Regions from separate parts of the Homo sapiens genome. Here region 1 is linked to region 2. The links are chromatin contacts, found by Hi-C or POLR2A ChIA-PET in ENCODE. All regions are on one chromosome and are shown on one strand. Each heading gives the region's core, a stretch centred on a gene start or an enhancer-like site at or near the end of the contact. The rest is flanking DNA. Distances are from core to core; before and after follow the strand shown.

Region 1 (4,499 bases), core at 1,975-4,474, 370 kb before region 2:
ATAGGTGAATTGTATGGTATGTGAATTATATCTCAATAAAGCTGTTAGTAAAAAGTAAAAAATTAACCAATACAAAAAACTGAATAAAAAAAAAGTTTCTTATCAATCTTACTGAGAACACTCTGAGGTCTTTCCTTTATTCTGAGAGTCCATTATACACTGAATAAGATGGTTATTGTCATCCAACATCTGAAACAGAATTAGAAAAGGTTTAGCATAAAACTAGTGCATCAAGTAAAATAAAAAACTAGAAAATTCAGAAAGGGAGGGCATTAGTAAATACTGCTTGTACAAGAACTCTAAAGCGTATCCCTTAACAAAATACTGTCCCCTGCAAACAATCATTACTATCATAAATCATTAAGCAAACATGGAAACACAAAAAAAACAAAATTTCCTTAAAATGACTTTGTTAATGTTGCTACCCGCTGTTACAAATTATTTTAAAATTCATTTTAATAACAAATATAATTTAAAGCAACATTAGTGTATCAGCAGCTCTCTTGCATAAAATTTCATTACGTACTGTTTAAATCTCTTGTAAAAATATGCCATGCACAGTTCATACGGACAATCTTTTCAATAACTGAGTTTTTTCCCTTCAGATTTCTAGAAATGTTTCATCTATACAGAAATTGAATCCCCTTGGGTCCTTTTAATATATATGACAGCTCACCGCAAAAAAATCTTACTTTTACACCTTTGGAATGATATCGTGTTTAATCAATAATGTTTTAATATTCCAATTATTCTCCCTCTGAATAAACAAGCCCAGAAGGGAAAATCTGAATTCTTTTATATCAAACATTTAATTACCTCTGCTATCTGTAATAGAAGCTTTAGCCAATTAAGACTAAAAGTTAAGAGTCCGAGTTGGTTTTTCATCATTCTAATGCTTTGGAACAGTAAAGAAAAATTCTGTCCTTCTCCAGAATGAAATAAATACATGAAAACTTCAGCCCAGGAGTCTTGATGAGGTAGCTGGTTAGTTTCCAAGTTTTATAACAGCATGGTTTTGTGACTCTCCAATTATGAGATAATAATTAAACATAATAATTTCTATGCATGTATATTTGTTACAGACTTTATGAGTTTACTTCATAATTATGCTGTCTCAAAAGTTTAAGAGGAAAAACATACCGATTTATCATTCTATCATCTTTTAACATTCCAAGCAATCTTGGCTTTGAGGGTTAAATAATTCATCTAAGTAAAGTGGAGCTGAAGAAAGAGTACTGATTGTAGCAATTAAAAGGCCAGTTAGTTTCAGTGCCAGTTTTGCCATTTTGAGCAAGTCACTTAAGTTTTCAGGGGCTGATTCAGCTGTAAGATCAAGGGACTCAGGATATGCTCCTCCAGAACCTGCCCCACCCTACCAGTATTCAAAAGTATTAGCACAATACCATAATCACGCAATCTAAATAAAAGGAACATCCATTTAACATTAACTGTCACTTTTTTATGCACGTGAATCATAATCTTCACTTACTGGGGGAAAAAAAAAACCACTAACATGATCTGCTAATAAATGCAGTTATTTCTTAAATAGAACCATTGGATGACCAAAAAAAGTCCTTAAAAAGCACGAATCCAGTCCTCAACCTAATGATTTCACAACTTATTATCTCCAGTATATTCCTCAAACTATTGAACTTCACCATTAAAATATCTGTCTCACATCTAATATCAATCTCTCCCATTGTAGAATAAGGCAATTAATTTAGAGCCCATTTTTCTGTTCAGCTGAGAATGGAAAATAATTGATCAGCATCCTCCGAATTAATCATTATCCATGATAAATATCTTCAGACTTATGTAACAGAAACTATAAAAAAAAAAGAAAAACTCTGGACTTTTCCTGTGTACAAAAATAAAAAAGGTGAGCCCTCCAGAAACGCAGTTTTGCGTGAGTGCGTACTTGGAGCTGTTTGCCAGGCTGCAGACTTAACTCAGAGCACTATATGAAAGCACTGCATTTCCAGGCACTGCCAAGCCCGTTTGTTCATAAAATAAAGCAACAGTTGGGCAAATGTCAAAAGCCACACTACGAAGAACCTGACAGTAAACAGAAACCGATTAGCATAATCTACGTGGTCTGAGTGGTACTAAAACTTGACCTTTTTTTCTATTTTGATCTTTGCTACACAGCATAAAACAAAACAAAAATATTTAAAGTAAACTGCTAAATACAGCAGCAACTTCTGAAAGTCTAGGTCAGTAAAATTTAGAATGCTGCCTTGCTTGCAGGCAACAAGGGGTAGAGGACAATAAAGAACCTTTGTGTTCCGACTGGCAGTAACACAGCAGCGACTGCAGCAGCTCTATCCTTTAAAAAGGAGGCAGCTCCCTGTGTATTTATCACGACTTACATTAACTGGTCACGACAGTCTCCACCATTAGACTGTAAGCTCCAGGAAGGCAAGGACCATGACTCACCACAGTAGCCTCAGCGCCTAAAATAGGCGCTCAATAAATATTTGCTGCAGAATAAATGAATAGGCGGCGATGCAGAAGGGAAGAAGAGGCTCTGGGGACAACCCCAGAGTCCATGGGGACCTTCCTTGCCCGCTCCTCAAACTCTATACTAAGGTTCCCTCCAGCGTTCCCCAAGTCCTCCTGCGAGCTCCCAAACTCGGCTGAGTTTGCAGGGCGGCGACCAGCGCACCGACTTCCCCTCTGCCTGCCGCGACCCGCGGTGGGGTCCGCACGAAGCAGCCGCGGCACGCGGGGCGGGGCGACGCCAAAGTAACTCCGGAGCAACGCGCGGGGCCGCCGGTCCGACACACGCCCTTCCCTGAGCGGCCGCCGCCGGGCGCACGCGCCCCGCAGCCCGAACGCCGCCCCATCCCTAGAGAAATCAGGCGGCGGCTGTTTGGGCTTTTGTGTCTGTAGAAAAACGCGTAAATGCGTGAAAGACTCCGAGAAAAACCGGTTCACCCTCTTCCGCCACCCACTCAGGCACAGCCAGCAGTCCGTGTTCCCAAACACTGCTGATTCCCAGCAGGCCCGCCTCCGCCTCGGCCCGGTCGACTCCGGGCCCGGCCCTTCCCCCCGCGTCTGTCTCTCCCAGAGGCGGTAAGGGCCTGGCATCCGCAACCCCGCGCGGTTTCACCTTCTGAATCGCAGCGGGAGTGATCTCCCCCTTGCCTCGCTGCCTCGGGGCCGCGAAAGCCACAGACATGTTGCCGCCGTCACCACTATCGGCAAGTCCCGAGCGCTCCGGGTGAACGGCAAACTGGGGGAGAGACGCCGGCCTCTCGGGCTGAACCACCTCGGGAATGCGGGGAGGGGGGATGCTCCGGGGCCAAGCGGACGGGCGGCGGGGCAGGCCTGAAGGAGGCACTCTGGCCAGGGATGTCTCGCTTCTGCGCACTCTGGGGGACCCCTAGCCCTGGCCGAACTTTCTTGACCGTCCCTGCATCCCCCGAGCTCTCCTTATGGGCACCCCCTGGCCCTTTGCGCTAATGGTAGAGTCGCGCCCTAGTCCTCCCTCCGCTTCAGCGATTCAGGAAATGGTCCCGCCGCCGCGGGAGAAGGAGAGGCTGGGGCAGCCCCTGTCACAGGAAATGCGAGCGGCCCAAGCCGGCCCGCCCCCTTCGCGCCGTGGCAACTTGCCTCCCTCTCCGGCCCTCTGAAGCGTCTCCCCGACTGTGTTGCAGAGCGTGCCCTAGACCTAGTTCAGTTTTTCCAACTTCATCCTTACTTACGCCTCCTGGCAAGAGTGGCCGCCCCGAGTTGTCCCGGCAGCCCGGAGAGGGGAGGGAGGTCAAGACTCGGGAGTTCGTGCAAATCCGTGGAGCATCTGCCGAGATAGGGCAGAGGTGGAAGGACAAGGTGAACGCGGATTCGCTGGTTTAAATGGCTCGGCTACGCCCCAAATGCGCACCTCCGAGTCCACAGTCTCGCACGCACGCACAAAGTCGTGCCTAACAATTGGAAAGTAACCCTGACCCGAAACCGGGACACCAAGGTTGTGTCCAGTGCTCAGGGGCAATCGGCCAGCTTGGCTGGAGCGGACAGAGAAGAGCTCGCCTCTTGGGACAAACCCTTAGCAGGAAAGTGGGTCGATTTCGTCTGACTTGGCTTTTTGGAATTAAGTTGTGAAACAGGGCATCCTCACTCTCTGTTTTTTAAGAGAGTACTTACTTAGTGCCTTGTAAATTAGGCCCAAGCTGCCAGGCTTCAAGTCAGTGTAAGGGAAAAAGGCAAAGTTTTCAAATTATGGAAGGAACACGGACAAATGTGGGTTTTGTGTTGCCGTGGGGTTTTAAAGTATTCTGTAAATTTAGACTTCCATATAACACAAAGGGAAAGTTTATATAAAGTGTTACCCAACGTTAATGAATAATAAAAAATATTTCCATTTTTATATAAATTGGAAAAATAAAGAAAAAATACATTATTTTAAAAATTTAATCACTTGAGGCCAGGAGTTTGAGACCAGCCTGGGCAACAAAGTGAGACCTCTGTCTCTACAAGAATTTTAAAAATTGGCTGGG
Region 2 (3,963 bases), core at 616-3,115:
AAGATGCCAAAATAAACAATCCTAGGGCACTTGCCACCTCCTAACGAGGCTCTCCGTGATCTGTCCCTGATTTTCCCGGGCCTCCTGTCTGGGTACTCTCTCTCCCTGAGTCACTTTCTTCAAGCCAAACTGGCTTTCCTGATAGTCCTCAATATGCCAGCATACTCTGCCCCAGAAATCCACTTACCACCTCCTGGGCAATATATTTATGTTGACTGTTTGCCTCCCACTCCACTCCCATAATGCAGTTCCATGAACACAGAGCTGTCCATCGTGTTCTGTGTCTGTCTGTCTCACTATGTTGCCCAGGCTGAACCTGAACTCCTGGGCTCAAGTGATCCTCCTGCCTTAGCCTCTGGAGTGGCTGGGACTATAGGCGTGTGCCACCGTGCCCAGCTGTCGTGTTCTATATCTGTCTCTTCTGTATCTCCAGTGCTCATCCCAGCACCTGGCACAATCACAAGACTTACGGAATGACTGCTATAGAGGGTGATAATTCACCTACCCAACAGAAGTGTCACTGAGTGAGTTTCTAAGCTCTTTGGAGGAAAGGCACCATGTGAGGGCAAGGTTAAGTGACAACAGTAAGAGTGGCATTTGATGCCACACAGTGCGTAACAATGCTATACCTGGACTGAGTTGAGGTGACAGTAGCCATTTAGTGGAAACCTGATGACGTGCGTCGAGTCGTGATTCCAGCCTGCATTGACAGAGTTACACATCACGTCGCCGATCTCTGGAAATACTTCTTCTATCAAGGATTTGTCACCGCTTAGCGTGATCCTTTCTCCGAGGTCTGGGGCCACACGCACGACGAGGCACTCACAGGGCCTTGAAAATCGACCAGTTTCTCTGTCCTGCTTCCATCTTTCCATCTCCAACAACATGGGCTGAAGCTGAAAATATTTTGCCTCTTCATATAACAAAGTGTAGTCCTGGAAAAAAAAAAGGTATTTCACAGTGCAAACTGCAAACATAAAGTACTAAACATGTCCACATCTAAGAGGTGATTTTTTTCCACTTCTTGTTATGTCACTAATCAAATCTGCATGTGCGTTTTTCACTTACGACATGTTTGTAGAGGCTCAATTTGCATTCATTCATTCATTCATTCATTCAGTGAAGATAAAAGGAGCTGAGTAGATTAGGGCTGGTCAGGCCTCTTCTAAGTGCTTTACATGATTTAAATCCTGTAACCCTCGTCAATGCCCAGTGAATTAGGAACCACTATTATTCCCATTTTGCAGATGAGAAAACTGAGATGTGAAAGGATTCACCCAAGACTTGTTTCTTTTAGTAGAAAAAATGTCTTTGGGTATTTCAAGTTTGATTGTGTCGGTGAGAACCCAATTTCTATCCTCTTGGATGGAACGCATATATTGACCAAGGGGAGGCATAAGCTTGCCAATGGGCACCCTTCATCAGAAGCTCCCGGTCACCTTTGGTGGCCACAGGAGGGTGTGGGACAGAGATATGAGGCTAGAGACAGGCAGGGATGGGCACCTGGAGGGCAGGCATGTGGCTTTTACTTGAACCTAGGTGTTGATTTGTGATGGTTTGGGGGAGGCTGGTGGACAGCTGGAAGGCTAGTGTACTGCCCTGTGCCACCTGATGGAGCTGCCATCATAGAGTCAGAGACATAAACAACTTTAGGCCTCGACTCCTGCAAGATGTGCAATAAAGAAAACCTGTCCATTTCTGCATTTCTGAAAGCAAGAACACCTGGTCTTTTGGCATGGTTTCCTTTCCTCCAGCCTTAAAATAATCTGTTGAATTGAAACAGAAACCTAACAAAACAGGTATTAAAACACACACATAAGCCACTGAATGGGAAGACAAAAGAGAATGAGGGGGAGGCAGCAACTCAGGAACAATGTTAACAAGCAGGTCAATGTTATGGCTAAACGTAGCTATGGCCACAATCATTTCTGGGTGTAAGATAAGTGGATACTTGTCTAGACATGTTGACTGAGAACATTTTAATCAGCTGACACAGGCATTTGTGCCTTCCGTCCATGGGCAAGAGCTGGCAGGGGATGCCCAGTGCCTGCATGACAGCCAATGTTGCAAACATGTGGTCCGAGTGCCTCAAAGAGGCCCCTGATGTCCAGATGGGCTAGAGTATGAGAAGCACAAGATGACCATGGGATAAATATTTTTATTTTGCACTTTGCTCTTTCTCTTGCAAATCAAGCAATAGCAGCAGCAGCTGTAGCGGCATTATTCAACGCTTCCAGAGAAAACAGCATGGAGAGATGACAGTACTTGGGGGTCTTTAGCTGGGTAATCCACTTTCCATATAAAGAAACTCAGATCAGGTAGAAGATGCTGATGACGACACTCATCTCAGTGGAATGGGCTGCTGCTTTATTCTGTCCTTTTCCTGGCAACCCCCTTACCACAGGAGTCTTGGTTCCCTGCAGGAAAGGAGCCCACTGCTCTGAAAATCTTCCTTGCACATGTTCTACCTGCTTAGCCTCCTGACCCAGAGGAGATACTGTTTTGCTTTAAGGAGCTGAAAACTAGGCTGAGGTGTGGCCACTCTTAAGACAGGGCAGAACCGGGGCCCTTAGCCCAGCCTGAGGGGTAGGAGTGGGGAAGCCTCTGCAGGTTCCTCCTGGTTCTACCTGGGATCCCCACTCTGGGGCTTTGTCATCTTGGCATCACGCCAACTGTAAGATACTGACCTAAACACTTATTTACCAAGGAGATTTTAAACAGCAATGAGAGTTACACAAGCAAGAGAAGCGAGAACTTATGCTATTGCTTTTTATTTTCTTGTGAGATTTAATTACAAAACTTAGCACAAGGAAGGATCTAGACTCCAGTGAAAATATCTTATCGGCTGGGCGTGGTGGTTCACGCCTGTAATCCCAGCACTTTGGGAGGCCGAGGCAGGTGGATTATCTGAGGTCAGGAGTCTTGAGACCAGCCTGGCCAACATGACGAAACCCCGTCTCTACTAAAAATACAAAAAATTAGCCGGGCATGGTGGCGGACAAAGCCCTGATCTCCCAATGTGTCCAAAGTGAATGAAGCTAACAGGAAGGACTTGGGGTTAGAAGTCCTCCCCATGCTGACCCTGAGTTCTCACCATCTTTTCTTCCTTCTAGGTTCACAAGCCACTTGTTTAATAATCCACTCTGAGGTCTGGCCCTGGATGGGCAGTGAGGCTCACAACATAATGTTGCTCCAATTCATTGTTACCCACTCTTGGAAAAGTCGAGAAACACTGGCCCTTTTCAGATTTTTGGCCCTGCTCAGTGACCACTCTGGGATCCTGCTAGGGTTTATTAAAGTGAGAGTCAGAAGCGCTCCTATGAAGGTCATCTTGCCCCTGGGCTAGAGTCTCATGGGCCTAGCGCTGAACTGCTTTAAGCCACCAGGTGTTCTTTTACTCTCTCTTGATCATCCTGGCTCCATTTTTTCCTTTACTATGCTGTTCTATCTAGTCTCCAGAGTAGAGCCACTGCTATGTCACGGGGAGCAGATGACAGAGAACAGCTGAGCACTCATGCTTCTCTCTGGTGACTGCTCATCATGCTGCCTTGCCTCTAAGCACTGGCTGGCCAGAGAACTGAAATGATCCTTCTTGCTGCGTTACCATTTTCTGCACACGGTGAAGTGCACATTGGCCATTCATTTTCTTGGCAGGCTCCTTTGTGTCTGTCTTTCTATCCTGTCTAACACCCGCCTACAGTCTTAGCTCATCAGAAATGAACCTGCAAAGCAGAGTCAGTCCCATTGGCTACTGTCTTTAGAAACCTTTCCTTCCTTAAATGGGATCATTTAACTTTACTCTCTAAGTACCACGGTTTTTAAAGTTTAGTGTGTTTCTGTTAGGTTCTCTGGCCTTGTGCTTATTTCCTTCAGGCCTCTGAATTTTCTGAAATCTTTCCTTAAGCCTTTGTTCTAATCTGGCAATGTCCTTTCTGGGGCTTTTACAAACTCGAGATGATGGGT

What was found. Hi-C counts contacts between places; a loop is a spot of excess contacts on that map. ChIA-PET counts read pairs that join two places held with the same protein, here RNA polymerase II (POLR2A). Pooled maps may share reads with other maps.
Region 1: a loop to region 2 is called in a map of prostate gland, with 4 times the contacts of the local background. The contact joins the promoter of SS18 here to the enhancer-like site in region 2. A Hi-C loop is called at or near these places in 1 of 168 maps with a recorded cell type or tissue (prostate gland), 13 of 37 single-sample maps with no recorded cell type and 5 of 50 pooled maps. POLR2A ChIA-PET finds 5 or more read pairs at or near these places in 2 of 52 experiments (Panc1 and activated T-cell).

Annotation. Positions count from the first base shown.
Region 1 is chr18:26,087,389-26,091,887 of GRCh38, forward strand. SS18 (SS18 subunit of BAF chromatin remodeling complex) reads right to left here and starts at 3,225. Exons shown (of 11, transcript NM_001007559.3): 1 at 3,113-3,225; 2 at 113-189. The coding sequence starts at 3,181. RefSeq lists an enhancer at 3,560-3,679.
Region 2 is chr18:26,458,991-26,462,953 of GRCh38, forward strand. KCTD1 (potassium channel tetramerization domain containing 1) reads right to left here. Exons shown (of 5, transcript NM_001142730.3): 4 at 630-935. Among named protein-coding and RNA genes, the nearest start is that of LINC01543, 38 kb to the left of the region's middle. RefSeq lists enhancers at 1,549-1,848, 1,939-2,088. Within about 2 kb of position 1,866, at least 4 of the 41 ENCODE cell types and tissues checked have a DNase peak (open chromatin) inside an H3K27ac peak, as active enhancers do.